4 separate regions of the Homo sapiens genome follow, and all the other regions are linked to region 3. Evidence: read pairs that join two places in POLR2A ChIA-PET (ENCODE). Cell type or tissue: GM12878. All regions are shown on one strand. Each heading gives the region's core, and the rest is flanking DNA. Links, peaks and the distances in the headings are about the cores only.

Evidence for each region. Peaks named below come from ENCODE experiments on the same cell type or tissue, not always from the same donor. Only the 100,000 strongest peaks of a DNase experiment are listed, where the experiment ranks them.
Region 1: POLR2A ChIA-PET joins it to region 3 with 5 read pairs; 3 of 35 experiments call an interaction of 5 or more read pairs at or near these places.
Region 2: POLR2A ChIA-PET joins it to region 3 with 7 read pairs; 6 of 35 experiments call an interaction of 5 or more read pairs at or near these places.
Region 4: POLR2A ChIA-PET joins it to region 3 with 6 read pairs; 2 of 35 experiments call an interaction of 5 or more read pairs at or near these places.

What each region holds. Positions count from the first base shown.
Region 1 is chr15:64,597,511-64,604,983 of GRCh38, forward strand. The region is part of intron 2 of ZNF609 (zinc finger protein 609); the gene reads left to right. LOC101930091 (a long non-coding RNA gene) reads right to left here. Exons shown (of 5, transcript XR_007064678.1): 4 at 1,535-1,622. Among named protein-coding and RNA genes, the nearest start is that of OAZ2, 100 kb to the right of the region's middle. RefSeq lists a silencer at 1,846-2,046 and an enhancer at 6,124-6,623. In GM12878, for the core only: no CTCF peak of the experiment used is centred there; no DNase peak of the experiment used is centred there; H3K27ac peaks cover 355 bases.
Region 2 is chr15:64,691,326-64,698,798 of GRCh38, forward strand. It overlaps OAZ2 (ornithine decarboxylase antizyme 2), which reads right to left. Exons shown (of 5, transcript NM_002537.3): 2 at 109-266. Among named protein-coding and RNA genes, the nearest start is that of OAZ2, 8.2 kb to the right of the region's middle. In GM12878, for the core only: no CTCF peak of the experiment used is centred there; no DNase peak of the experiment used is centred there; H3K4me3 peaks cover 725 bases; H3K27ac peaks cover 1,082 bases.
Region 3 is chr15:64,750,997-64,758,469 of GRCh38, forward strand. RBPMS2 (RNA binding protein, mRNA processing factor 2) reads right to left here. Exons shown (of 8, transcript NM_194272.3): 2 at 565-642. Among named protein-coding and RNA genes, the nearest start is that of MIR1272, 7.8 kb to the right of the region's middle. RefSeq lists enhancers at 3,680-3,739, 3,780-3,959. In GM12878, for the core only: no CTCF peak of the experiment used is centred there; DNase peaks (open chromatin) are centred at 2,625, 2,945 and 4,075.
Region 4 is chr15:65,118,814-65,125,925 of GRCh38, forward strand. It overlaps PDCD7 (programmed cell death 7), which reads right to left. Exons shown (of 5, transcript NM_005707.2): 3 at 905-1,141; 4 at 563-650; 5 at 1-27. Among named protein-coding and RNA genes, the nearest start is that of UBAP1L, 7.2 kb to the left of the region's middle. In GM12878, for the core only: no CTCF peak of the experiment used is centred there; no DNase peak of the experiment used is centred there.

The DNA of each region.
Region 1 (7,473 bases), core at 1,346-6,345, 150 kb before region 3:
AGTGATCTGCTTTGCATTTTAATTTGATAAGCAGCAGCGGCAGTTTTCTCTGAAGTGCTGAAAACATGGCTTTTTCTGGCCCTGTTCCAGATAGGATTCTGGTTGCCACAGAGAGGGGTTTGATATTGTTGTTTATTTCTCAACAAAGATCTTGCATATTTGCATAAATGTGGAAGATGCTGCTTGGTTCTAGACAACCAGAATCAAATGAATACAGGCTATCTTTAGGTTATGAATATCTATCTGCTCTAGGAAGGTCACAGAGATACTGCCCCATCCCCAGCTCACAGGACCACCCAGTGACCTGTGCAGTGGATCTTCTGACTTAATGTCCTTACCCTTCTGCCTCCCCCATCTACTTATATGTCACACTATTCTCAATCTCTTCCCTTACCTACCCTACCCTTATAGTAAGCCTTCACTATGTATATAAATATTCCTTCCTTTTCTTTCAAAATAAAAAGAGCATTTTAAACTAGAAAAATAAATTATCAATGTAATGAAAAATTAAATGCCAAAAAACATAAGAGAAAGTAAAAATCATCTAGAATATTACTATAGACATGATGGCTAGAACATCCTTCCAGATCTAAACCTCTAATTCTATCTGCTTTGTTTTGTTTTGAGATAGTCTCGCTCTGTCACCCAGGCTGGAGTGCAGTGGCACGGTCTCAGCTCACTGCAAACTCTGCCTCCTGGGTTCAAGCGATTCTTGTGCCTCAGCCACCCAAATACCTGGGATTACAGGTATGCACCACCACGCCTGGCTAATTTTTTGTATTTTTGATAGAGACAGGTTTTCACCATGTTGTCCATGCTGGTCTCAGACTCCTGGCCTCAAGTGATCCACCTGCTTCAACCTCCAAAAGTGCTGGGACTACAGGCATGAGACACCACATCCAGCCTCTATCTGCTGATCTACGCATTTTATGAGTTGTATATACTTATGTATAGATCAGTTTATTTTTATTTATCTTTAATTTTTTAATTTTCTAACACTTCTCAAACAAAAAGTAGAGTTAAATTTAACATTAATGGGCCAATATAGTACATGCTCCATCATACTTTTTCCTTTAATTCACTAAAAAATATGTTGTAGATATGTCATTGATGTAGATAGGGATCTATGCTATGATGGACCTATAGATTGTTTCTGGTTTTGTGGTTATTTTTTGGTTTGGCTATTAAAAACAACATTGAAGAAAACTGTCCATCATACATCTTTGTGTGTGTATATATATATATATATATATATATATATATATATATATATATATCCTGTTATCTTCTTGATACAAATCCTAGAAATTGAATTTTGGGACAAAAGAACATGTGCATTTTATATTTTGATACATATTGCCAAACTGCCCTCTAGAGAAGGCACCAACCAATACTGCATAAAAGTCCCTATTGTTTTTACATACTCTTACCAACTGGGATATGTTCAACTCTCTCATCTTTGCCAAATAGATGGGAAATATACTGTGTTTTTATTTGTGTTTATGTATATTATTGAATCCTTAAAAATACTCACATGACCCCTTCAGATTTTACACTGAAGACCTATCTACTTCTTTTCCCATAATGTACTTCCAGGCTTCTCTTTCCTGTAGTGCTGGCAACTGAGCAAAGTAAAAAAAAAAGTTATTTTGTGGTGGTTTTTTTTTTTTTTTTTTTTTTTTTTTTGGTTTTTGAGAAGATATCAAACAAAAAAGTAAAAAATTTTAAAAACACCTAATTGCATTAATCTCTGCACCCTCCCTCCAAACCAAAACCAAACCTGTTTTTTTTCTTTTTCTTTCAGTGATGGACTGTCATTCACTCAGATTTAAGCTCCAAAGACTGAGATGTTTGTCTGTTTGTTCATAGCTGTATTCTCAGTGCCTAGACTGGTGCCTGGCATGTATCAGTTGCTCAGTAAATATTTGTGCAGTAAATCATCTCTCAGCCATCTTAATCAGAAATTCTAATCATACCTAATTCCTTTACTGATTACCTACATGTCTGATGCCTTGCAAAGTCAAATTGCTTAAAGGTCCTGAATGTCTCTTGGGTTCTTCCCTTTATCCCCCTACTTCTGATCATTCTTACTTATGTTTTTATTCCTAGGAGCCCTCCTTTTCAATCTCTCTAGTTTACTCCCCTCCTTCTATTAATTTTACCTTTGGATATACAGATACAATAACATCATACCCTTTCTTTCATTCCTCAGTGGCTTCTTAATACCTGCAAGGTTAAGTCCCAATTTAACTCTCCCTGTACTCTTTAACCAAACCAAGCAGCTTGTTGTTCTTTAAATACATTGTGTTTGTTCATGCCTGTGTGCCTTTGAAGAGGCTGTTCCTTCTGCCTGGAATATGCTTTCTTCTTTTCTTGGGAAACTACTACTTATTCTTTAGGTCCACTCCAGCATTGAGTCATCCCTATTCCCTCTGGCAGTTATTCCCTGGGCAGGATACTTGCAGTCCTTTGTTCACTTCTGTTATGATTATTTGTTTGCCAATTAATCTAATCTAAAATGAAACTTCGTGGCCAGGCACGGTGGCTCATGCCTGTGGTCCCAACAGTTTGGGAGGCCAAGGTGGGCAGATAAGTCCAGGAGTTCAAGACGAGCCTGGCCAACACAGCGAAACCCCATCTCTAAAAAATAGAAAAATTAGCCAGGTGAGGTGGCTCACGCCTATAATCCCAGCACTTTGGGAGGCCAAGGCTGGCGGATCACGAGGTCAGGAGATCGAGACCATCCTGGCTAACACGGTGAAACCCTGTCTCTACTAAAAATACAAAAAATTAGCTGAGCATGGTGGCGGGCACCTGTAGTCCCAGCTACTCAGGAGGCTGAGGCAGGAGAATGGCATGAACCCTGGAGTCGGAGGTTGCAGTGAGCAGAGAATGCGCCACTGCACTCCAGCCTGGGCGACAGTGCGAGGCTGTGTCTCAAAAAAAAAAAAAAAAAGAAAAAAAAAAACAGAAAAATTAGCCAGGTGTGGTGGCAGCACGCCTGTAGTCCCAGCTCCTCGAAGGCTGAGGCACAAGAATCACTTAAACCCGGGAGGCAGAGTTTGCAGTGAGCCAAGATTGTGCCACTGTACCCCAGCTTGGGTAACAGAGCAAGATCCCATCTCTGAAAGAAAGAAAGAAAGCAGGGATGGCGGGGGTGGGGGCGGGAGAAGAGGGAGGGAGGGAGGGAGGAAGGAAGAAAGGAAGGGAAAGAAAGAAAAAAAAGAAAAATTAATGGCCTCTCTTAATTTTTATAAGCTCTATATGTTAAGTATGTTCTACAAAATTCTAAATTTATATAGTCTTTGTTATTTGGTATTTTGGGTTTTGTTGGTCTGTTTTAGAAGAGGTTTGCTCTAGGGAGTTGTTGTAGAGCGAAATTTAGTTTATCAAGGCTTGACTGCTTTATGATTTCAGTTCTGCTTCAGAGTATATTTGTACTGAAAAATCAGAGCCATTTTATGATGCAACTTATGCAGTTCAGCCATCACCTTCTCCCATTTGTTCCCCACACTGCAAATCTCTGAGTCCTCTGTGTTATGCCTCTTCCTTACCCAACAGGTTGCCAAGTCCTGTGATTTGGCCCTCTTGTTCCTGATGCCACCACTCTAGTTGAACATTGCCATTAATTTTTTATGTAAAATAATTTTATTTTACAATAAAGCCCTTTCTTCCCATGAAACCTAGAGCATAAAGTGGGAGGAGAGCAGTGATGGACGATGAGGCTGAGGAAGGAGACAAATAAATTGTTATTGCATTTACTGAGCATGAACTGAAGTGGACAGTATGCTAAGTGGTCTACGGGTCTCATCTCTTCTATTCCTAACAGCCAGGTAAGATAGTTAAATCCCCATCTTACAGATGATGACACACTCATGTGGAAAGTTTAAATCACTTGAGGAAGGTAATAGAGCTAATGAGGGTAGAACTAAGACTCATACCTAAGGATTTACCAAAATTAATGTGCAAATCAAGATCTAAAAATAAATAAAATTATTGAACAACCTTTCATTGTCCTTTTTACAAAAGATGAATGTGCTTAAGCAGAGGACTACTAAATAATAAGTACCCTCTTTTCTGTCTGACATAGCACCTTGAGTTTTATTGAGCTCAAACATTTAAGTCCAAATTAATCATATTTGAGAAGAATTTTCACACAGTGATCCTATTGTCTAGAGTATTCTGCTAAATGGGAGCATACCAGAAGACTACAGATAGGCAAACGTTCAAATTTTCAAAATTGCAGACCATACGTGGTGCTTAACAGTGATCTTCAGCAAAATCCTAGAACAGGATATAAACAAATCACTTGTGAACTACTTGTTCTCTCCTTCCTTGGCCTTCTAAGCTTCTTTGCAGTAGCATAGTATAGTGGAAAAGAGAATAAGCTTCAAAGTCAGACATACATTGGTTCAAATCCTGACCCTGTCACTTAATAACTAGGTAATTGCAGGCAAGTCAGTTAACCTTCCTGCAGCTCTGTTTATTTTCTATCAAAAAAGCTATCATTTACTTCAAAGGAGTGTTATGAGATTTAATAAGATAACATGTAGAACTCCTGGCACACAGTAGGCATACAATAAATTCTAATTATCTTCCCTTCATCTCATCATGCTTTCCTTTACCCAGTACAGTTTAGCTTTTGGGCCCTACTTTTTTCTGCAACTAGAACTTCTTGCTAAGTTTATTTAACACTAGCCCATTTTCTTCTTTAAACTTCATTTCCCCTTGACTTCTTATGACAGTGTTCAGTTTTGGTTCTTAATTCTTTAGTACTGTATGGGTTCTGGCACCAAATTGTCTGAGCCTGAATCCCAGTGTCATCACTTAGTAGTAACCTTGGCTAGGTTAGTTATCTAGCCCCTCTAGCCTTGATAATTCATCTTTAAAAGCAGGTTACTAGTAGTAATTACCCCAGAGGGTAGTTTTAAGGAATAAGTGAAATGCACATAAAATGCTTTGAAAAGTGCTGGGACACACACAGGAAGCAATAAATTAAAGTTTGCTTTTATCGTTATGATGATTATTATTTTCAGACTTCTTTGTGGTCTTTTCTTCCTGGATTTACTCATTTAAATGTTGATGTTCCTTGGGTTCTCTCAGATTGCCTTCTTTTTTCTCTCCAGTCTCTTCAGGCTGTCTTACCCAGCAAGCTCATGACTCATGACTTCTATTAACTACTGCCCTGACTTTTCTTTTTTCTTTCTTTTTTTTTTTTTTTTTTTTTTTTGAGACGGAGTCTTGCTCTGTCACCCAGGCTGGAGTGCAGTGGCGTGATCTCGGCTCACTGCAAGCTCTGCCTCCTGGGTTCACGCCATTCTCCTGACTCAGCCTCCCGAGTAGCTGGGACTACAGGTGCCTGCCACCACTCTGGGCTAATTTTTTTTTTTTTTTTTTTTTTTTTTTTTGTATTTTTAGTAGAGACGGGGTTTCACTGTGTTAGCCAGGATGGTCTCGATCTCCTGACCTTGTGATCTGCCCACCTTGGTCTCCCAAAGTGCTGGGATTACAGGCGTGAGCTGCCGTGCCCGGCACTGCCCTGACTTTTCTTCTGAGTTCCCATCCTTTGCATCCAGTTGCCTATTTAAAACTCATACCTAAAGTTGAACTTGCTTTCTCGCTTTTATTCCACCAATAATTTGCCATTGTTGCTGTTGCTACTGTTGTGTTCTTGCATCTCCTGAGATAATGGCGTCAGAAATCTTGAAGTCAGCCCAGATTTTTCTTACCTCCTTGACTTGAGTCAGTCACTGAGTCCTATTTTTTTTTTTTTTTTTGAGATAGAGTCTTGCTCTTGTCACCCAGGCTGGAGTGCAGTGGCATGATCTTGGCTCACTGCAACCTCCACCTCCCAGGTTCAAGCAATTCTTCTGCCTCAGCCCCCAGAAGTAGCTGGGATTACAGGCTCCCACCACACCTGGCTAATTTTTATATTTTTAGTAGAGATTGGGTTTCTCCATGTCGCCCAGGCTAGTCTCAAACTCCTGACCTCAGGTGATCTGCCTGCTTCGGCCTCCCAAAGTACTGGGATTACAGGCGTGAGCCACTGCACCTGGCCCACAGTGCCTTTCTTTATCATGACAAGTAATCTCCCACCACTCCCTCCAACCCCTTTATGCCAAACTATTGTGGCCTCTATTGCACCTGACTAAAATAATCAACTCTTTTCTTGTTCCTCTGTTGAATTTATCCCTTAAGATTTAGCTGAGGCGGAGCGTGGTGGCTCACGCCTGTAATCCCAGCACTTTGGGAGGCCGAGGCAGGTGGATCATGAGGTCGGGAGTTTGAGACCAGCCTGGCCAAGATGGTGAAACCCATCTTTACTAAAAATAAAAAAAAATAGCCAGGCATGCTGGCGGGCACCTGTAATCCCAGCTACTCGGGAGGCTGAGACAGAGAATTGCTTGAACCCGGGAGGTAAAGGTTGCAGTAAGCCGAGATCACACCACTACAGTCCAGCCTGGGAGACAGAGTGAGACTCCGTCTCAAAAAAAAAAAAAAAAAAAAAAAGATTAGGCTGAAATGTCACCTGCCTCTCCCCCAGGTAGACACAAATGATTCTGCTCCTTTTATACTTACCTCTTTTGCATTCTTTATGACATTACTTTAATTACTTGTTCACATTTGTTTACCTCACCCAACCTTGGGACAGGGATCATATTATATTTCTAACTTAGTATAGTATAATGGTTACACCATAGTAAGTATTTAATGTCGCTGAAAGGAATCCAGAAAAAGAATGCTTACTAGGAACCAAATTAAGTTCTAAAGCAAGGCTTGCTAAACTACTTCCTCTCTCTCCCCTTTTTCCCCCAATAGAGTTGTTAGGTGGGTAGATTGGAGTGCCTTGATTTCTTCAAGGTATTTGAAAAAGCCTTTTATGATATTCTTGATGACATGTTGATGAAATGTGGACTGGATAGTGATACAGTTGGGTGATTTTATAGCTGACTGAAGAGCTATATTTAAAGATTATAGATGACTAGATGTTTGTCAGCTAGGATAGAGGTGGTATACCACAGGACTCTTGCCTTTGGTCCATTCTTGTTCAGCATTTGTATTATAACATCAGTGACTAAATAAAATGTATGCATATAAATTTGTGGGTAATGTAGTGGTCAGGACTTTTTCAGTTATGATAGAAATCTGGCTCAAGCTAGTTTAAGCAAACAAAGAATTTATAGATTCCCAGGAATGGAGTTTATTAGTTTAGGCAGGGTTTCAAATAATCCCATCAGGATTCTGTCTTTGCTTACCTCCATTCTGCTTTCCCCTAATTTGGCTTTATTTAATTTAATTTATTTAGTTATTTATTCATTTATTTATTTATTTATTTTTTGAGATGGAGTCTCGCTCTATCGCCCAGGCTGGAGTGCAGTGGCATGATCTTGGCTCACTGCAAACTCCACCTCCCACCTTCACGCCATTCTCCTGCCTCAGCCTCCTGAGTAGCTGGGATTCCAGGTGCCCGCC
Region 2 (7,473 bases), core at 1,250-6,249, 60 kb before region 3:
TAGGCTAAGAGCCAGAAGACTAAGAAAGTGATTATTCCCCTTGAGCAGCAGCACAGTGGAGTCTGAGAAAGCTCCAACCCCAGCCTTCCATCCCAGGGTCCTCCTTACCTTATATATTAGAGCTGAGAGAGAAGGATCCCTGCCGCCCCCTCGCCCACCGGGGATCTTCGACAGTGGGTGAGGGGCATCAGGAGCACCACAGAGGCCCTGGAACAATGTGCCTGCAGCACTGGAGCTGGGGACAGTTACTCAAAGGCAAAATACTACTGCAAGAGACAGAGAGGGTGAGACAGTAAACACCAAGACTTGACGATTTTTTTTTTTTTTGAGGCGGAGTCTCGCTCTGTCGCCCAGGCTGGAGTGCAGTGGCACGATCTCGGCTCACTGCAACCTCCACCTCCCAAGCTCAAGCGATTCTCCTGTCTCAGCCTCCCGAGCAGCTGGGATTTCAGGTGCACGCCACCATGCCCAGCTAATTTTTCTATTTTTAGTAGAGATGGGGTTTCACCATGTTGGCCAGGCTGGTCTCGAACTCCCGACCTCATGATCCACCCACCTCAGCCTCCCGAAGTGCTAGGACTATAGGCGTGAGCCACTGCGCCCGGCCAAGATGTAAAGATATAACTCAAATCCCACCCCCACCCCATCCTGGCTCTCTCTAAACAAGGGAAGGCTTATGAACGCTCCCAGCTGCCCCAGTCCTGTGGGCTTCAGCTTCCAGAACTACGCTGCTGTCTTAAGGGGAACCCACCGTGTTGCAAAGTCATGGGGAGGAAGTCTCAGGAGGGCCAAGGGACTCCAGCTGGGTTTATTTGACCGGAGGAGCACCTAGCAATCTTCTAACAAATCACTGTGGCACTGGGCAGACCTTGGAAATCACCAGGTCCTGGCTTACCTGCCAAGCCTCAAACCCTGTGCCAGTCTCTTTTCATTTCCCTATGGTGCCTCAACCACCTATGTGGCAGAATCAAAAAGGCCCACAGTTACAGGCTGGAGAGGGGAAGTCATATGGTCTGGGTACCCTGTTCCTGAGGAACTCTCAAGGCTACTTCCCCAGTGATGGCCCCATCCCCCTTCTGAGCAAAGGAACTGGGGTGAGAAACTTTTTTTTTTTTTTTTTTTTTTTGAGACAGAGTTTCACTCGTTTCCCAGGCTGGAGTGCAGTGGTACGCACTTGGCTCACTGCAACCTCTGCCTCCCAGGTTCAAGTGATTCTCCTGCCTCAGCCTCCCAAGTAGCTGGGATTACAGGCATGCGCCACCACGCCTGGCTAATTTTGTATTTTTTAGTAGAGACAGGGTTTCACCATGTTGGTCAGGCTGGTCTGGAACTCCTGACCTCCAGTGATCCGCTGGCCTCAGCCTCCCAAAGTGCTGGGATTACAGGCATGAGCCACCACACCCAGCTGGAGTGAGAAATCATTTAACCAAATCCCTCAATGGTTAAGAATAAAACTAAATCCAGGGATTTGGCTCCCAGAGCAGAGGTACACAATAGTACATAGAATACTGTGATGTCTGATTTGCCCCTGGTATGCACCAAATGCTGGGCCTTCTTGCCCTTCTTTGCTGATCCTTTCGTGACCTGAGCGTGGGAGGTCACATAATAGTGATGTGGTCAGAACACACACTCAGATGTGCTGGGTGCAGGCTATGTGCTGGGAGAGGAGGATACGTGCTATGACCTGAGTAAAGAATCCAATAATCAGACAGATTATAGCAGGTAAAAGGCTCCTAAAAGAGCTGTCACCTTACTGGCCACCTTGATTTTCGGATGGACCCAACAGGGCTGTAGATCTGCTCAACTGTCTTTGAATCCAATTTAGTGGTTCCTTAGACTGAGATGTAGTTCATTCCCTAGGCCAAGGGCAAGTGAAACAGAGAAGGAGGTAAATTGTGTGTGTGTGTACACACCACGACTCAGCAACAGGCCTGTTCCCCAGCCACCACACATCAGCCTCAGAGCAGCTGGAATGCACTGGATACATTTAGCGGGTATTGCAGTGGTGTGCTGGGGCCAGCTCACACAATCGTGCACATCTCTTGCCAAATATGTGTTTAATGATGTCATGTTGGTAGCCTGAATTGGCCAAAGGAGGAGTATTTACACTGCGAAAGTCCCCAAATGCTGTAAGTCAGGGCTTTTTTTTCCCTGAAAGCCATTGTAAAACGGTGTGAGGTAACTATTCTTCACACTGTCCTTTGCTTTATATAGCATGGCATGCCAATTTTGGATTCTTCTAAATGAAGAGCAACAAAACTGAATTCACACCTAACATGGCAATGGTACAGTAACCAAAGGGGCAGTCCTATTAGCAGAACTGTATCTGCACTCCAGCTGAAAATGCAAGTCCAAACCCGTCACTGCTCAGCTCCTAGGGTCTGTTCTCTCAAAGATTTCAACTGGGGGCCTACAAGTATACTTGGAAATTTCTTTGAGAAATGGATTTCCCAGGGAAGTGTCCATGGGTGAGGAGCAGCATCAGTATCTAGGGGTGCACTTTGGGAGGCCGAGGAGGGAGGATCACTTGAGCTCAGGAGTTCAAGACCAGCCTGGCCAACATGGCGAAACCCCACCTCTACTAAAAGTACAAAAATTAGCCGGGCGTGGTGGCAGGTGCCTGTAATGCCAGGTACTCAAAAGCCTGAGGCAGAAGAATTTCTTGAACCCAGGAGGTGGAGGCTGCAGTTAGCCGAGATTGTGCCACTACACTCTAGCCTGGGTGACAGAGCCAGATTCCTCCCCCCCAAAAAAAAAAAAAAAAAATCTAGGGGTGTAACCACATATCTACCTCTTCCCTCCTCTGGAAAACCTCAGGTCATCCTCACCTCCTCCACTCTCGGCCTCATCAACAGCTGTTAACAGAAAAGGCTGAACTGGGCGCAGTGGCTCATGCCTGTAATCCCAACACTTTGGGAGACAGAGACGGGTGGATCACTTGAAGTCAGGAGTTTGAGAGCAGCCTGGCCAATATGGTGAAACCCCATCTCTACTAAAAATACAAAAAAATTAGCCGGGTGTGGTGGTGTGCACCTGTAGACCCACCTACTCAGGAGGCTGATGCAGGAGAATCACTTGAACCTGGGAGGTGGAGGCTGCAGTGAGCCAAGATTGTGCCACTGCACTCCAGCCTGGATGACAGAGCGAAACTTCAGCTCAAAACAAAAACGGCCAGGCGTGGTGGCTCACGCCTGTAATCCCAGCAGTTTGGGAGGCCAAAGTGGATGGATCACCTGAGGTCAGGAGTTTGAGACCAGCTTGGCCAACATGGTGAAACCCCGTCTCTACTGAAAACACAAAAATTAGCCGGGTGTGGTGGAGCGTGCCTGTAGTCCCAACTACTAAGGAGGCCGAAGCAGGAGAATCGCTTGAACCCGGGAGGTGGAGGTTGCAGTGAGCCAAGACCACGCCACTGCACTCCAGCCGGAGCAACAAGAGCAAAACTCTGTCTCAAAAAAACAAAAACAAACAAAAAAACAGAAAGGGCTTAACAGAGGACTATGCTACTGTTTTCAAGGACAGGAGTTATTTTCTGCTGGGGACAATGAGCTATTGTGATTCCCCCTTCCAATGTGTTAAGGGGCAGAATAACAGTGTCCAGACTAGAAAAAATAAGACAAGAGTTTGGTGAGGGGAGTTTCCCCAAGCAAATGCACACACATGCACCACATCATATGATTCCGTTCTCATTCCCCAATGATCACTTCTCTGTGCTGAGGTTCCTGCAGGGGCATAAGGAGGGCTGGACCACGGGAGAAAGCTGGTTTGCTTCTATTGGTCAGTGGAGCTACCCAAAGATGGGGCAAACCCCTCTGGGATAGACAGATTATCATCTTGTATACAGAGAATTAATTAGGTTCACAAAATAACCCTATCAATCACCAAGCCCTTGCAATTCTAGAATTCTGGTGCCAGGCTCCTACTTCCAAAGGAATTATTCCTCAAATGGTCTTTAGATGAGCGAGCTGCATTCAACCTCTGCCCTGCATCCCAACTACCATCTTGATTCTTAGCTAATTTTTACTTGCAAACAGCAGAAGCAATGGGCCAACTCACTGAAAAGACAAGAATAAAGTGAGGATTTTTTTTTAGACCATAATACCCTTTGTCTTCCTAGAAGTAATCCCTGGAGCCTGCCTGCCCTGTGTCCAGCACTAATCTATGAGCTTGTGATATTTCTTTCTTTAAGCTAGTCATATTTAGCAGTGGGGCTTGTGATATTTCTGGTTTCCTGATCTCTCTCCTCTTCAAATAAACGCAAGATATCTACGCCATGGTAACATGTCATTTACTTCCCCATTCTCACATACAAGGATCCTGGAGGCTCTCTGCTCCTCCCCCATAAATCTGCGCAGATAAGCAAGTGTGTGTGTGAGTGGGGGTGGAGGGGTGTTTCAAGCCCCCACTCTGGGAACTAGTTCCAGTTCCCTAAAAGAAACAGCTGGGGTTTGCGATAAGTTTAGTAGACAGTAGATCACAATAATTATCTTCATCGTCCACATAAAGCATCTGTTATTAGTTACTTGCTGTGAATGGCAAATTGCTTCTCTTCCAAAAAACCTGTCATTTCTGAAGTGAGAAAGGAAGGGGGATGGGTACGTATGTGGTAGTTAAAGACATTAAGGGGCATGAAATTACCCAGTAATGGCCTTCTCTTCTGATAATGGCTTTAGTGTTCAAATGGTATTGAAGCTACGCCACCAAGCTCATTAGGAATAATGAATCCTGGAAGAATTTAAGCACAACAGACAGTGACTTCTAAACACAAGTCTTCCTATCATAAGATCCAAACCAGGTTGGGTTTCATATTCAGTTTAGTCTTGTTTCTAACTGGCTCCTATCCCCAGCTTTTTCCAATCCTTCCTCACCTCCTGGTCACACCACTTGAGGGCAGGCATTGTTTAATCTCAACCACCTAAAGGATGATTTAAGAAACAGGCTGGGCATGGTGGCTCATCCCTGTAATCCCAGCACTTTGGGAGGCTGAGGTAGGAGAATTGCTTGAACCAGGGAGGCGGAGGTTGCAGTGAGCTGAGATCGTGCCACTGCACTCCAGCCTGGGTGACAGAGCGAGACTGTCTCAAAAAAAAAAAAAAAGAATCTCAGTCCTTTTCAGAGGCTGAAAAGATCAGGCTGATTAAGGAAAATCAAATGTATCAGACCGAACCCAAACATCCAGCTGGGCTGGTCCTGCTTTGGAAGAGAAAAAAATACATATATCCCATGCCAGAAACTAAGGTGTCAGGTATCCAGCATACAAGGCAATTCGGAAGAGAGATGGAAGATTAGAGCCAATCTGTTAGTGCCTTTTATTTTCTCAGTGATAGGACATGCCCTTGGAAACACTCCTCAGAATACATATGAGTGCTACTAACATATCACATCCTGCTGCCTCTAATTTAAAGTGTCTGTGAAACTGTTGTCTGAAATGCCCTTAGCAGGTTACAATTTCACACACTGACTACAGACAGGCAGCGTATGCAGCAGATGTACAGCTGGGCAATGATGATGGTAAATAAAATTTTTATAATTCAAATGCTATTTCTAAATCTCTAGGGTACTTACTATTTAGAATTAACCTTAAGTCTCTTGATAAAAGTAAAGGATCTTCTGTTAAAGAATCACTTCCAGCCGGGCGCAGTGGCTCACGCCTGTAATCCCAGCACTTTGGAAGGCAGAGGCAGGCAGATCACAAAGTCAGGAGATCAAGACCATCCTGGCCAACATGATGAAACCCCGTCTCTACTAAAAATACAAAAATTAGCTGGGCGTGGTGGTACACGCCCGTAGTCCCAGCTACTTGGGAGGCTGAGGCAGCAGAATCGCTTGAACACGGGAGGCAGAGGTTGCAGTGAGCCAAGACTGCACCACTGCACTCCAGCCTGGCAAAAGAGCGAGACTCTGCCTCAAAAAAAAAAAAAAAAAAATTACTTCCAGCTGTCTTTAGTCAGTTTTGATTTACATACAGTTGGTCCTCTATATCCACAGGTTCCACATTCGTGGATTTGACCAACCATGGATCAAAAATACTCAGGAAAAAAATAAACAACAGCATAATAAAAAAAAGTACAAATAAAAAGAGCACTAAAACTATTTACATAGCATTTACATTGTGTTATGCATTATAAGTAATCTAGAGATAATTTAAAGTATATGGGAAGATATATGTAGGTTATATGTAAATACTACACTATTTTATATAATGGACCCTTGGATTTTGGTAAGGGGAAGGTCCTGAAAGCAATCCCCCACAGATGGCTACCAAAAGAGTACAGAGTACACAGAGAAGAGATTCCATATAAAAGTAATTCTGTGAGTAACTTCCACTTAGCTACATCTAAAAAATACTTGAATTCAAATTCTCCTTAATATACTTCTGATCATGTTTCACTTGAATCAGTAGCCTCCTTCGCTCATTCAATTCTGCACCCTTTCTCTCTGGTTTCTATTACCTGTCAGAGAAAGTCAGATGGCCTTGGTATTAGCTACCTTTTGGTATCAATTGAAGACATGAAAACCACATTCCCAACACAGTTCTACATTCATTTCCCCCTCTCAACCTCTTCTGACCCATTCTTGTCTCAGGCCCTGCCTCATAGAACACCCAAAGGTGCCCTCACTTCCCTCATACAGGTAGCTTTTACTCTGAGACTAGGAATGTCTTTGATGACTAATCCCTACGCAAAAAGATGTGCCATCACTTAGCAAAATAGAAAGTAAGAAAGGTGAGAGGGTGATGACCACCTCCAGTCTAGTGTGGCTGTAGAGGCTGATTTCCAGCTACCGATGCCCCTTCCATCTGAGAAAGGGCCCCTGGGCAGATGCCAGGCAAAAGTCATTTCACTAGGGCTATTCTGCGTTCCACAGGGACTCTTCTTGCTAAGCACAATTATAAAGAAAATGACATCACCACTCTGAATCACAGGCTGAAAGCAAAATTGGGTTTTGGTTGATTCTCCACAAGAAACACAGTTATAGTGATAGCTAGAATATCTGTGCCTTTGGGGTTTGCTTATCACACAGCTGATATTGGTACATATGCCAAAGGAACGCACAATCACATATGCTACCAGAGGTGAGTGGATAGCTAGGTAATCAAGCTTTAATATAAGACTTTACTTTTACATATTAAGTACCTCAATCTAGTTTGCAGAGTAAGGTCATCACACAGTGCCAGCCTCTTCCCAGGACAGAATTACATCATTGTTTATATAGTATCAAAGGACTAAGAAATTTTCTTAAGGTTTATCTTATACAAAGCATTTTACACTACTGCTGCTAACCGGACACTACCTGTTTTGTTCACTTTAAGTGACAAAATTCTTGCCTGCCTACTTGTCCCTTTCTTGTCTATAACTTTTTTTTTTTTTTTTAAGAGATGGGGCATCTCACTATGTTGCCCAGGCTGGTCTTGAACTCCTGGGCTCAAGCAATCGTCTCAGCCTCCCAAAGTGCTGGGATTACAGGTGTGAG
Region 3 (7,473 bases), core at 1,674-6,673:
GCACTCCAGCCTGGGCAACTGAGTGAGACTCTGTCTCAAAACAAAACAAACAAAAAGGACAAGCGCCGTGGCTCACACCTGTAATCCCAGCACTTTGGGAGGCCGGGGCGGGCGGATCACGAGGTCAGGAGTTCAAGACCAGCCTGACCAACATGGTGAAACCCCATCTCTACTGAAAACACAAATATTAGCCGGGCATAATGGCGCATGCCTGTAATCCTAGCTACTTGGGAGGCTGAGGCAGGAGAATTGCTTGAACCCAGGAGGCAGCGGTTGCAGTGAGCCGAGATCAAGCCACTGCACTCTAGCCTGGGCGGCAGAGCAAGACTCGTCTCGAGGAAAAAAAAAAAAAGATTCTTACTGTCTCCATTTAACTGGCGAGGAAACAGAGGCTCAGAAGGCAGCATGTGAATTCGCAGAACCAGGACACGGGCTGGACCTGCCCCCACAGCTTCTGCCACGCCTTCCCGCATCATCCTGCTGCCCTGCCCGACCCGAGATTCACTCCCGCTGCTTCTCCAGGGTCCCAGGCTCTACCCAGGGGGCGGCTGGGTCCTGACTCACCTTGAACGGCCGGAAGAGCAAGTAGAGTTCTCTGGGTTTAATGTCCACAGGGAGGCCGCTGACAAACAGTGTCCGGACCTGGAGACAGAGACCAGTGATCAGGGCCAGGCTGCCCAAGACGGACAGGGATGACAACAGCGCTTCCTTCAGGCAGGCAACTGGAATCCTTCTAGAGCTTAGAGGAATTCAGCCTTTCCTGGGCCTCCTTGGATACCCAAGGCAAATTAACATTGTTTCACAGCACTCAATTTCTCAAAGCCCTTTCCTTTCTCTGGGTACATCCCAGAGGCATCGTGCTGCGTCTGCCGGATGCCTCTGCACACAGACTGAGTCTGCTGGTGAACAGAGGCAAAAAGAAAGCCCTGTTTGATAAGGGTACAAACCCAGCCCAGCATGCCTTTTTTTTTTTCTTTTTTTTTTTTGAGACAGAGTCTTACTCTGTTGCCCAGGCTAAACTGCAGTGGCGTGATCTCAGCTCACTGCAACCTCCACCTCCTGGGTTCAAGAGATTCTCCTGCCTCAGCCTCCTGAGTAGCTGGGATTACTGGGGTACACCACCACGCCATGCTAATCGGTATGCCTTTTCAAACCAAAGCCTCCTCTAAAAATCTGAAGAAAGCTGCAGTGCCTGACCCCCCAAAAATGTACATGTAAAAATGTATCTATTTTTTTAATCCATTGCACCACTGGCCCCTCAGACAAAAAAGTATCTGTTTTCTAGATGATACCCATGGCCTCCTGGTAGAGAGCCTCCAGTCTGGTCGAGGGGAGGAGCAAAGATGTAAAGGAAACAGAGTCCCATGCCCACTATCCCCTGCAGTGATTTCAACAGAGGGCCCGGCACTTTCTCATCCATCTCCTGCTCCTACACGAGATGTGGGACCTTCAATGTCAAGAAACACCTTATACTCCTGCCTCTCTGCCTGCTCTTAGCATGGTGATGGTACTAAATGTTGACTGAACAGGGTAATGGGTAAACAGTCAAAACCATTATGCTGAGTTTTGAAGAACACGCTAAGATCTTGCCAGCTTCAGGTGAAGCATTTGATGCTGTGAGTTTTTTTTTTTTTGAGATGGAGTTTTGCTGTCACCCGGACTGGAGTGCAGTGGCGCCATCTCGGCTCACTGCAACCTCTGCCTCCCCGGTTCAAGCGATTCTCCTGCCTCAGCCTCCCATGTAGCTGGGATTACATGCATGCACCACCATGCCCAGCTAATTCTTTGCATTTTTAGTAGAGATGGGGTTTCACCACATTGGTCACGCTGGTCTCGAACTCCTGACCGCAAGTGATCCGCCCACCTCGGCCTCCCAAAGTGCTGAGATGACAGGATTGAGCCACCGTGCCCGGCTGATGCTGTGAATTTTGAGCATTGCCCCCAACATGGTTACAAGCCAGATCTAAACACTAGGTGTCCATCCTGTGACTGTAGCCACTGCTGCTATTTAAACGCTGCTGGCACCGGATGCTAAACTAGCAAGCCCTGATCAGCCAAAAATTGTGATGGGGAAGGGGAGACTTTCCATAGCTTAGATCCATTCAAAACATTTTTTGAAACCGTGGCTTCCTGAATAATGAAAAATGTGAACAAGCAGAGCGTCCCTACACGCTTGACTCCTGCTCTGGGCCACATCTCCTCCTGCGAAGCCAAGCACAGGTCTTCTGAACTCACCGCTGCAGATTTTAGAAGTTCACATGCCTCACCCCATCACGCGGCCATTCTTGAAAGCATTAAGTTGCCCTACAGTGGGCCACATCCCCTTCTTGAGAGGTACCAAAGAACTTGCTCCGCTCTCTAGTGATGGCCCGCTGACCCCAGACAACAGCCTTTCTGAGACGATGGCTTTTATCAGTGGCTTGTCTCAGGAAGCTGGAGCAATGTTAGGTAAAACTACACCCAATGCACCCAGAGAACTCAACAGAGCCAAGAATGTCAAAGGAAATCAGCCAGGATAGCTGCTGGTTACTGGTGTCACCACTCCCACCCACGCAAGAATGACTCTCAGCCACGGTGAAGACAAACTTTGTCTCTTAAACTTTGACTCTCAGCCATGGTGAAGACAAACCTCACGTGAGCTTTTGCCAAGCCCATTCAGCAGAATCTCGGGCCGCTTGGGACGCATCTTCTCCCTTGGGACACGTCTTCCCCTCAGTAGAGGCACCACTATACCAGCCTCTGTGCCCGGGGTTGGGGTGATGGCACCTCACACCTCACAGCCCTGGCAGCTCATGTCCCACGGAGACACCACTCGAATCCTGCTTTGTTGTTGGCAGCATCTGGGGGTCTGGATAGCCAAGGATCCAGGATGGGTGAAACCGAGCTCCTGACCTGAGCCCAGCAGGCCTCTCTGCCCTTTGATGTAAGGGCCTTGAGGTGTGCGTGTGAATCCCCAAGCAGAAGTGACTTGTCCAAGGTCACATGGCTTGTTCTTTAAAGGCAGCAGACCTGGAACTCAAAACCCAGGCCTCGGCCAGGTGCAGTGGCTCATGCCTGTAACCCCAGCACTTTGGAAGGCTGAGGCGGGTGGATCACTTGAGGTCAAGAGTTTGAGACCAGCCTGGCCGACGTGGTAAAACCCCATCTCTACTAAAAATACAAAAAATTAGCCAGGTGTGGTGGCCCATCCCTGCAGTCCCAGCTACTTCGGAGGCTGAGGCAAGAGAATCACTAGAACCCAGGAGGCAGAGGTTGTGGTGAGCCAAGATCGCACCACTGCACTCCAGCATGGGCGACAGAGTGAGACTCCATCTCAGAAAAAAAGAAAAAAAAGGCTGGGCGTGGTGGCTTACACCTGTAATCCCAGCACTTTGAGAGGCCGAGGTGGGTGGATCACTTGAGGTTGGGAGTTCAAGACCAGCCTGACCAACATGGAGAAACCCCGTCTCTACTAAAAAATACAAAATTAGCTGGGTGTGGTGGCGCATGCCTATAATCCCAGCTACAAGGGATGCTGAGGTAGGAGAATCACTTGAATCGGGAGGCAGAGGTTGCAGTGAGCTGAGATCACACCACTGCACTCCAGCCTGGGCAACAAGAGCAAAACTCCGTCTCAAAAAAAAAACCCAAAACCCAAGTCTTCCTACTACATGCCCAGCCTGGCCCACTGCACTCCAGCCTGAGCAACAAGAGCAAAACTCCGTCTCAAAAAAAAAAAACCCAAAACCCAAGTCTTCCTACTACGTGCCCAGCCTGGCAGAGGTGATGGGTGCTTTGGGTGCTGGGAAAGGACGACAGGACCCGAGCACCAAGCCCTCTGGGTAGCCCAGGGTCTGCCTCCAACACCTCACCCCAGAGGATGGGCCAAGAGTGCAGCCACCAGCGTCCTGATGGAGGGACCTAGATCGGTACCACTCCCTTCTCTCCTCCCCTTCCTCCCCAGGAAAGCAGGACATGATTTGGGTCAAAGACCCAGACCAGAGCAGACCCACGGAAACCTCTGCTTCAGTTCTCCCCAGGGGCCACACATTTCACCCAGGCTAATTTTAAACCCTCCCTCAAATGGCTCCTTTCTGGCCAGACCTCCCCAGAGGCCTCTTAAATAGCAAGTTCTCAGCACAGAGTTTCCGCTTGGGGTAGGGTGGGGTGAGTGTAGGGGCTGTTTCCTTATCCTGGCTCAAGACTCGTTTCCAGCCAGGATTCCCTCTGGGTCCGATGACCCTTTTCCTCAGGGTTCCATCTTTCAGGTTCTATAGAGTCCAAAAGGCTACCCCACAGCTCCCATCCTGTCCCTGGCCACCTCTCAGGTGGTCAAGGCAGTCACGGATGAGCTGGTGGGCCCGTCTGCCTGAGCACAGATGCTCTGTGGGGAGCAGTCCGGGAGGCTAAATCACAGCAAGTGTGATTCCCAAACACCCGCCTTGGTTCCTACTAGATTCCAGCCACCCCAGCAGATGACATCTTAAAGCCCAGCCCCTTGTACAGACAGGGAGACTGAGACCCAGAAAGCCTTGGTGATTTGTCAACGGCACACAGCTGAGTTCACGGAGGAGCAGGGCTCCTGAGACCAGGCACCCTGACTCTGCTGTTTGTGAGGGCAGGGGGAGCGGCACAGGGCAGCCTCATCAGCGTCATGGGTGGGTAAGTGCTGCCATCCATCCACTCAGTATGACACTTGTTTAGGATGACAGCCACACCAGAGTGAGGAGGGCAGAAAAAGGGGAAACTGGCAAACCAGGAGCAGGGGAAGCGTGGGCTCCGCAGGCTGACCAGCCACATGTAGGGAGGAACAAGAGGTTCCAAAGCCGCCCAACACCTGCTTCCATCAAGCCCGCCCAGCCCACCCACTCCAGGGCCCTGACAAGCGTCCACAAGGCTGCCTGCACTGCCCCCTCGGCTCACCCCTTCCTCACTCCTTAACTAAAGGTATCCAGCCTTCAGGTCTTTCCGGAGTCCTCAACTACCCTTTCCTTCCTCTGAAGCCCCACAGTGGCCGTTAGGACCCCTCGCCTTATAGTTCCCAGCAGTCTGAGGTACCCCTCACCTTGACTACAGAAAGCCCTAGAGACAGGAACCAAGCCTCAAAACATTTCCATCTCCCAATGTCCCTAGAGTCAGGTCTAAGCACTGGAGACCTCCCCCATCTCTACACACCTCAGTCCCTGCAGAGAAGAAACTCACAGCCAGAGACCAGATACGATCCAGCATGGCAGAACGATACCATAAATGGCAGAGAGGGCCGGGCATGGTGGCTCACACCTGTAATCCCAGCACTTTGGGAGGCCAAGGAGGGTGGATCACTTGCGGTCAGGAGCTTGAGACCAGCCTGGCCAACATGATGAAACCCCGTCTCTACTAAAGATACAAAGTTAGCTGGGTGTGGTGGCGCACACCTGTAGTCCCAGCTACTTGGCAGGCTGAGGCACGAGAATCCCCTGAACCCTGGAGAGATGGAGGTTGCAGTGAGCCGAGATCATACCATTGCACTCCATCCTGGGCAGGAGAGCAAGACCCTGTCTCAAAAAAAAAAAAAAGGCAAAGAGAACAGGCCTTAGTTACACTGGAGTTTGCTTCCTAGCTTCATGCTTGGCCTGAGGAAGCCACTTCATCTTTCCGAATCTCAGTTTCTTATTTTTATTTATTTTTCATTTCTTTTTTTTTTTTTTATGGAGTCTCGCTCTGTTGCCCAGGCTGGAGTGCAGTGGCACAAACTCTGCTCACTGCAACCCTGTCCTCTGGGTTCAAATGATTCTCCTGCCTCAGCCTCCCAAGTAGCTGGAATTACAGGCGTCTGCCACCACGCCCAGCTCTTTTTTTTTTTTTTGGAGAGACAGGGTTTCACCACGTTGGCCAGGCTGGTCTCCTCACCTCAAGGAGTTCCTTGAGGTCAGGAATCCCTGACCTCAAGTGATCCGCCCGCCTTGGCCTCCCAAAGTACTGGCATTATAAGTGCGAGCCACCATGCCCGGCCTCATTTTTTTTTTTTTTTTTTTGGAAATGGAGTCTCGGTCTGTCTCCCAGGCTAGAGTGCAGTGGCGCTATCATAGCTCACTGCAGCATCAAACTCTTAGGCTCAAGAGATCTTCCTGCCTCAGCCTCCAGAGTATCTGGGACTATAGGTGTGCACCACAATGCCTGGCTAGCTTTTCCATTTTTGTAGCGATGAGGTCTCACTATGTTGCCTGGGCTGGTTTTGAACTCCTGGGCTCAGAGAATCCTTCTGCCCTGGCCTCCCCAAAGTGGTGGAATTACAGGTATGAGCCACCATGCCTGGCCTCAGTTTCATCTTCACAACACAAACACCATCTACCTCCAAGACTAAGAGCTCACCTTACTCTCCCCATTACTTGTGAGAGCAATAAAATGCTGGCTTCATTTAGGGCTCCTGCATTTACCTGCACAAGGATCTCCCTCATCAGGTGCCATGAGCCACTTATTAAGGTTGTCTACTGAAGCTGGTAATGTGGGTAGGATGTCCTAAGGTGGTCACTAGATTCTTTAGTTTTTCTCTTCCCCAGAGGAGGTAATGCCCGAAATAGAAGACACCACAGAGATCAGCTAGTTCAACCCCTTCGTTTTATAGATGGGGAAACTGAAGCCAAGAACAGGGTAACAAGGCAAGCTGATGGCACAGCCAGGATCTTTCAGCAATGGCAGGAACAGAGACATGCAGTTACTTCTCCAAGGTCCAGCCAACTAGTCTTGTGTCTCAGGCCAGTACAGGGGACCATTGTGGTACCTACGTCAGGGTAACAGGGGAAACATTCAGGAACAGGCTGGATGCTCCAACCTGGGCAATATAGCAAGGCCCTATCCCCCCCCACAAAAAATCAGCCAGGCGTGGTGGAAGGCACCTGAAGTCTGAGCAACTCGGGAGGCTGAGGTGGGAGCATCGCTTGAGCCCAGGAATTCAAGGCTGCAGTGAGTCATGATTGCACCACTTGAATTCCAGCCTGGGCAACAACAGAGCAAGACCCTACCTCTAAAAAACAAAAATAAAAAATAAAAGGTTAGATGCAGACAAGGATTCAGGCACCGACAACTAGTTGATGACAAGGAAAGTTCAACCAAATAACTCATGTCCTGCCTATTCCATGGGTTTATTACAAGAATTCAGCACATACACAAAACGTTTTAAAGCATTTAAAGAGTGCACAGGGGTGGTTCTCACAATCTCAGGCTGCTGGAAGGCACCAAACGCATTCACTTGGGCCCTTTTCCATACTCTCATCCCTTCTGCAGAAGCATCCAGCAACCCAAGGGTTCCTGTCCCAAAATGTGAAGAGCAACCACAGCCCTTCCAAAAAAGTCACCCTTATGGCAAGTAAGAGCAGAAATGCTGGGAGCACAGTCAGGTCCTCAGCACAGCTGGAAGGTACACCTGTAGTCACATGGAGCAGGTATGGGGGAGACCGGGGGAACGGATGGAGGATGATTCTGAGAACTCAGTCAAAGATACTTGTTGAGGAACAA
Region 4 (7,112 bases), core at 1-5,000, 370 kb after region 3:
GGCACCAGGTACTGATCCCAATCATGCCTTAATAAGAACATTATAGAACAACTATTTATTTCTGTTTTATTCCAAATAAGATGTTCAGCAACTACATATTCTAAGACTTAGCTTTCAAATGACTGATATACTAATCTATTACAGAACTTGATTTCTAGGAATCAAGAAAATGACTATATTTCTTAAATGTACATATAAAAAGAGGAAAAACTCTGAAGAACTTAAACCTTATGGATAACCAAATAACAAATAAAGTCAATCCTCATTATTTACAGATTCTGTATTTGCATATGTGCCTACTAACACAGGGCAAGTCACAACCTGAGTTTTTTTCTTCACCTATAAAAATAGGGACATCAACTTCTCAAGGACTAATGAGGACTAAACAAGATGTATGCAGCATCCTTGAAACATGGAAACATTATAAACCCATAGTTTTTTTTAAGTTCCTTATGGAACTTAAAAAAAAAAAGACAGTAATAGACCTAAACAATGTAAGCACTTCTTCAAGTGCTTCCTGCTACCTAAGAGAAAGACAACATGGAGAGCCAGCCCCTCTGACCTGATCTGGATGAGCGCTGGCAGGGAGTGCTCGGCTTGGAGATAATACTGTCGGAAAGGCTCCAAGAGGTGAGCAAGTGGGAACTCATCTGAAAGAGAAAAGCACAATACCACGTTATCATGCTTGATATCCACAGTGTATTTCTCAAGGCAAGGTGACTGAGCCTATGATTACGACAGAATGAGAAAATGTGTTCTATCTGTATCCATGAGTTCTATGACACAGAATTGCATCTGGAAGGTGTCATTTGTTGCCTACCACCTCTTAGCTTGAGATCACCCGTGATGAGAAGAGCGTCAATCTAGTATTTTCATTTTCTCCACTGGTTATAGAGCAACATACCTGGATCCCCAAACAACTTGGACTCAATTTCACGTTTCTGAAGTAAAATTTTCTCTTTTTCTTTTCTTTGTTTCTTTTCTAATTCTCTTTTCCTCTCTTCCTCTTGTTCTCCTTCTAGCATAACTCTGAGGGCTCTCTCTTCAGCTTCATACAGTTCAGAGCGCTTTTTAATGAGTTTTCTCAGTCGCTGAAGATGATGCGTAAAAGTCTCATCTGCTGAGGCTGGAGGACAGACCCCTGGGCAGACAGGACAAAATGGCATTTTATTTATTTTTTTTTTTGAGACAAGGCCTCGCTCTAACACCCAGGCTGGAGTACAGTGGTGTGATCATAGCTCACTGCAACTTCAAACTCCTGGGCTCAACCCATCCTCCCACCTTGGCTTCCCAAGTAGCTACAAGTACAAGTGTGCACCACCATGCCTGGCTTTTTTTTATTTTTTATTTTTTATTTTCAGATAGGGTCTCACTCTGTTGTGCAGGCTGGAGTGCGGCAGCATGACCACGACTCACTGCAGCCTCGACCTCCTGGGCCCGAGATCCTCCCACCTCAGCCTCCCAAGTAGCTGGGACCACAGGCACGTGCCACCACATCTAGCCAATTTTTTTTTTATTTTTGTAGAGACAGGGTATCCCTGTGTTTCTCAAGCTGGTCTTAAACTCCTGGTCAAGCAATCCCCCTGCCTTGGCCTCCCTAAGTGCTGGGATTACAGGCATGAGCCACTGTGCCTGGCCCTACCTACTAATTTGTAAATTTTTTGTATGAGGTCTCACGAGGTCAGGAGATTGAGAACATCCTGGCTAACACGGTGAAACCCCGTCTCTACTAAAAATACAAAAAATTAGCCAGGCATGGTGGCAGGTACCTGTAGTCCCAGCTACTCGGGAGGCTGAGACAGGAGAATGGCGTGAACCTGGGAGGTGGAGCTTGCAGTGAGCGGAGATCACACCACTGCACTCCAGCCTGGGCAACAGAGTGAGACTCCGTCTCCAAAAAAAAAGACCAAAACTTTTTTGTATGAGGTCTTGCTATGTTGCCCAGGCTAATCTCTAACTCCTGGCCTCAAGCAATCCTACCAGCTTGGCTTCCCAAAGTGAGCCACTGCATCCAGCCCAAATGGCCTTTTACACACGTTTTCTTATCCCAAAATTTGTGTTATAATGAGGAAGTTTAAAAGTCCTAGCTATAGTATGTATCGGTTAAAATTTAGAAATTTTACCCAATCTTTTAAGGCTCAATTTGATGTTTCTGAGTATTCAATTACTCTGACCCTACCCTGACTTTCTCAACTCCTCCCTCTGGATCATCCACACCACTTAACCTCTGACTTTCTTTCTTTTTTTTTTTTTTTTTTTGAGATGGAGTTTCATTCTTGTTGCCCAGGCTGGAGGGCAATGGTGCGATCTCAGCTCACTGCAAACTCCACGCATCCCGGGTTCAAGCGATTCTCCTGACTCAGCCTCCTGAGTAGCTGGGATTACAGGCATGCACCAACACACCCGGCTAATTTTTGTATTTTTAGTAGATGTTTCTCCATGTTGGTCAGGCTGGTCTCGAACTCCTGACCTCAGGTGATCCACCCACCTTGGCCTCCCAAAGTGCTGGGATTACAGGCGTGAACCACCATACCTGGCTTCGACTTTGTTTATTTCTAATGGTCTTGATCCTCCACTTGAAACAGTGAGCTCACTAAAGGGAGGAACTTGTCTTAACTTCATTGTTTGTGAAATTCCCTTAGCATCAACTCCCAGATCTAATTAATAAACAATTCTTCCTCTGACTGAGTGTGAATTTTGGGAGTGCACACTTGGATGGTGAGGAAGATACACTTAAAACAACCACACTGACCTTGCAGTCTGCTGCTGACAGTAGGCTGACCAACTGTTTTGGTTTGCCTGCATGTAGCACTGAAAGCCCCAAGTCCCAGTAAAACTGGGATGGTTATTATCCTGATTTAACTATGAGGTCAGCTAACAGTATAGCCAACATATCTAAAGCCACAGTGGAGAAAATAGTCAGGTTATTAGGTGATATCAAAGAATTACTGCTAATTTTTTTGGTGTGACAATGGTATCATAGTTGATGATGAGTGTTTATGTATTCTATTTTTGTGCATGTGTGAAATGTTTCATAAAGTTTCATAAGAAAAAAAGATTTTAACTTAATGAATATTTGAGTGGACTGCAATTGTGCACTCACTACCATAATGGCCCTGTAATACAAAAGCTTCCAGGTGAATCAATGTAGAGTGATGTGGATGTGATCTATCCTGTCAGTCCTTGAAGATTTTAAAGGAAAATATGTTACCCAAGCATTTTAGCAATACCAGATACAGGGCCAAGCGTGGTGGCTCACACCTGTAAACCTAGCACTTTGGGAGACTGAGGCAGGCAGGTTGCCTGAGCTCAGGAGTTCAAGACCAGCCTGGCCAACATGGTGAAACCCCATATCCACTAAAAATACAAAAAATTAGCCGAGCATGGTGGCGTGCGCCTGTAGTTCCAACTACTCAGGAGGCTAAGCCAGGAGAATCGCTTGAACCCAGGAGGTGGAGGCTGCAGTGAGCCAAGATCATGCCACTGCACTCTGGCTTGGGTGACAGAGCAAGACTCTTATCTCCAAAAAAATAAATTTAAAAAAAAAGAATACCAGATACAAGAAAGAAAAAAAAAATCCTAATCCCATTACCATAATCAACCATTTTATACTTTCTCACATTCTCTTCAGGTCTTTTTGTCCATGTATTAGCAACTTCATATAGTTCAACGTTACATGTATGTAATTTCCACTTCTCCCTGTTGATTCTGTACGTTCTTCTCCAATCTTCATAATTATTTAATGGCTGTATCCTATTTCATCAAATCAATACACTAGAATATACTTATCAAGTTCCCTACTCCTGGACACCTAAGCTATTCCAAATGTCCTGTTATTATATTGTGATACAATGAATATTCTTGGGCATGTTACTTTTTTCCTTCCTAGGGATTTCTATCAGAAAAATTCTTGGCCGGGCAGGGTGGCTCCTGTAATTCCAACACTTTGGGAGGCTGAGACGGGTGGATCACGAGGTCAGGAGTTTGAGACCAGCCTGGCCAACATGGTGAAACCCTGTCTCTACTAAAAATACAAAAATTAGCCGGGCGTGGTGGCAGGTGCCTGTAATCCCAGCTACTCAGGAGGCTGAGGCAGGAGAATCGCTTGAAACCAGAAAGCGGGGCTTACAGTGAGCCGAGATCGCACCACGGCACTCCAGCCTGGGCAACAAGAGTGAAACTCTGTCTCAAAAAAAAAAAAAGAAAGAAAAATTCTCAAAAATGGAAATGTTTGTGAATACTTTCAAGACTAACAAACTGTGTTCTAAACTGCTTCCTAAAAAAGCTATATATTTGCTCAGTTACCAAACACTTGACACAGAGAAGGTAATTAATAGATACTTCTTCAATGAATGAATGATTTTCAACAAGGTTTTTTTGTTTGTTTTGTTTTGAGACGGAGTCTCGCTCTGTCACCAGGCTGGAGTACAGTGGCGCGATCTCACCTCACTGTAACCTCTGATTCCTGGGTTCAAGCGATTCTCCTGCCTCAGCCTCCCGAGTAGCTGGGATTACAGGCATGTGCCACCATTCCCAGCTAATTTCTGTATTTTTAGTAGAGACAGTGTTTCACCATGTTGGCCAGGATAATCTTGATCTCCTGACCTCATGATCCTCCCACCTCGGCCTCCCAAAGTGCTGGGATTACAGGCATGAGCCACCATGCCCGGCCCTTCAACAGGGTTTTAACAATTTATGCTGCAACTTGTGTTATACAATAGTGCCAGCTTTGAGCACTAAATTTTCAGTTTGGGCTGATAAATGGCATAAATAATGGTTTCTCAAGGTTAGTAGTTCTGTTTCTTGTAAAGTTGTAATTTGGAGGTAGGATTCTTTCCTCCTTCAACCACTACAGCTAAGTGGTTGTGGAACTCACTCTCAAGGCTAACATTTCTCTAGATGATTTTCTCCTAACTGCTTTGCTTCTACAGGTTTCCATTCACTCATTCTCAACTACAGAAACACTACAACTCAAATTTATCTTCTACTAAGTTGCCAGGCCAGTGTTTTTCAAGTATACACAAAATTCTTATACACTGACAAATTTAAGCTGTCACTCTGTTTTATAATAATCTAACGGTTTTGTTTCATTTCTTTACCTTTACAGGTAAATATTTTAGATTTTGTAAGCCATACAGTCTCTGTTGCAACTACTAAAATCTGTCTATGGCGAAATACACAGATACTCCATCATCCTATGTTAGCCTAAAGACCCCATGAAGAGATGTAGGCTGCTGAGCCTGGGCCACCAACCCACATCTCTCTCGGCCCCTCACTGATCACTCCCTGGTCAATGTAACATATTCCCTCAGAAATGGCACTCCTGGGGCGGGAGTGGTGGCTCACACCTGTAATCCCAACACTTTGGGAGGCTGAGGCGGGTAGATTACCTGAGGTCAGGAGTTTGAGACCAGCCTGACCAACGTGGTGAAACCCCATCTCTACTAAAAAAAATACAAAAATTAGCTGGGTGTGGTGGTGCATGCCTGTAATCTCAGCTACTCTGGAGGCTGAGGCAGGAGAATCGCTTGAACCTGGGAGGTGGAGGTTGCAGTGAGCCGAGATTGCACCACTGCACTCCAACAGGGGCAACAAGAGTGAAACTCCGTCTCAAAAAAAAAAAAGAAAGAAAGAAAGAAAAAGAAAAAGAAACAGCACTTCTCACACAGTCTTCCTCCTGGCACCATCTAGGTTCCCTCCACTTCTACCACTCACTGTCCACCTAGTCCTGCAGCTCCTAGACACCAATGCCTTTGCCTCTATTCCCCTTTAGCCACATGCCTGCAGTCCTGTTCAGTCTGTGGACCTTGGCATTATCAGAAAAAACTTTCTGCCTCTTAAATCTTAAACTTGATTATTCTCTTATCCAACTACAACTTTCTCCCTTATAGTACTTTTACTTCCTTCTCCCCAGAGACCCATTTGGCAGCTTCATCAAAACCTCCGGACCTGATGTATCAGATTCTATCCTTCTGCTACTCCTTCGCCACAAAACTAATGGTCACCCCACAAAGCAAAACCCCAACAGCCCCGTGCTCTGTGCTCACCTGTCAGCTACAGTACTACTGGAAGAGGTCATTTGATTGTGTCATCCATTGCCAATATATGTCAGCTGGACCCATAGCACCCCCTGCAACCATCTTCCACAAGTCTCTGTTGGCTCTCACCCATTCTTCACAGCAATTAAATCAAACCTTCACTGCTCTCCTAAAGCCCCACTTGTCTACTGGCGCTCAGCAAACCATTTACCCTGTTTCCCAGAGAAAACAGGCCAGCAGACAGGAAATCCCTCAAATATCTGTCCCCATTTACACACTCATGTGCATCACTACCTATCTTCATCTCCTTCATTTTCATGCTTGTGTAAGATGGGTCCTTCTTCACTTAAGTTAATCCCTCCACCTGGGATCTGAATCATCCTACCTTCCATGGGACCTTGAGCCATCAACTATTCTTCCTGCTTCTCTTTGACCCTTCCCCTTCTACTCACTCCTCTCAGCAATTTTAACCATGCTTAAGTTTTCCCCATGACCCAAAGACACACAACACCCCTCACCATCACCACTACCACACACCTTGCCAGATACTGATGTTGCTCTTTCCTTTTCTTCACAGGCAATCTTTTAATAAGTTGAATTATCTGTTTGCTTTTCTTGTATCATATTCATTCTCTAACCAACTGTAGTCTGGCTTCTACCCCCACCACTCCACTGAAATGCCCCTAGCATAGGTCACTAATGACCGGTTGGATACTAATTCCCATGGATGTTCCTTATTTCTTGATAATAAAAAGAATAATAATATGAAACATGTATATAGCATTTACTATGTGCCAGGACTGTTTTAAGTACTTTACACATATTTATTAATTTAATCCTCACGACACCCCATGGGTAGGTACTATCATTACTCCCTTTTTGCAGATGAGGAAACAAAGGTTCAGAGAAGCTCAAGTAACCTGTCCAAGTGTATTAATCTATTCTCACGCTGCCAATAAAGATATACCTGAAATTGGGTAATTTATAAAAGAGGTTTAATTGACTCACAGTTCTACATGGCTGGGGAGGCTTCACAATCATGGCGGAAGGTGAAGGAGGAGCAAAGTTATATCT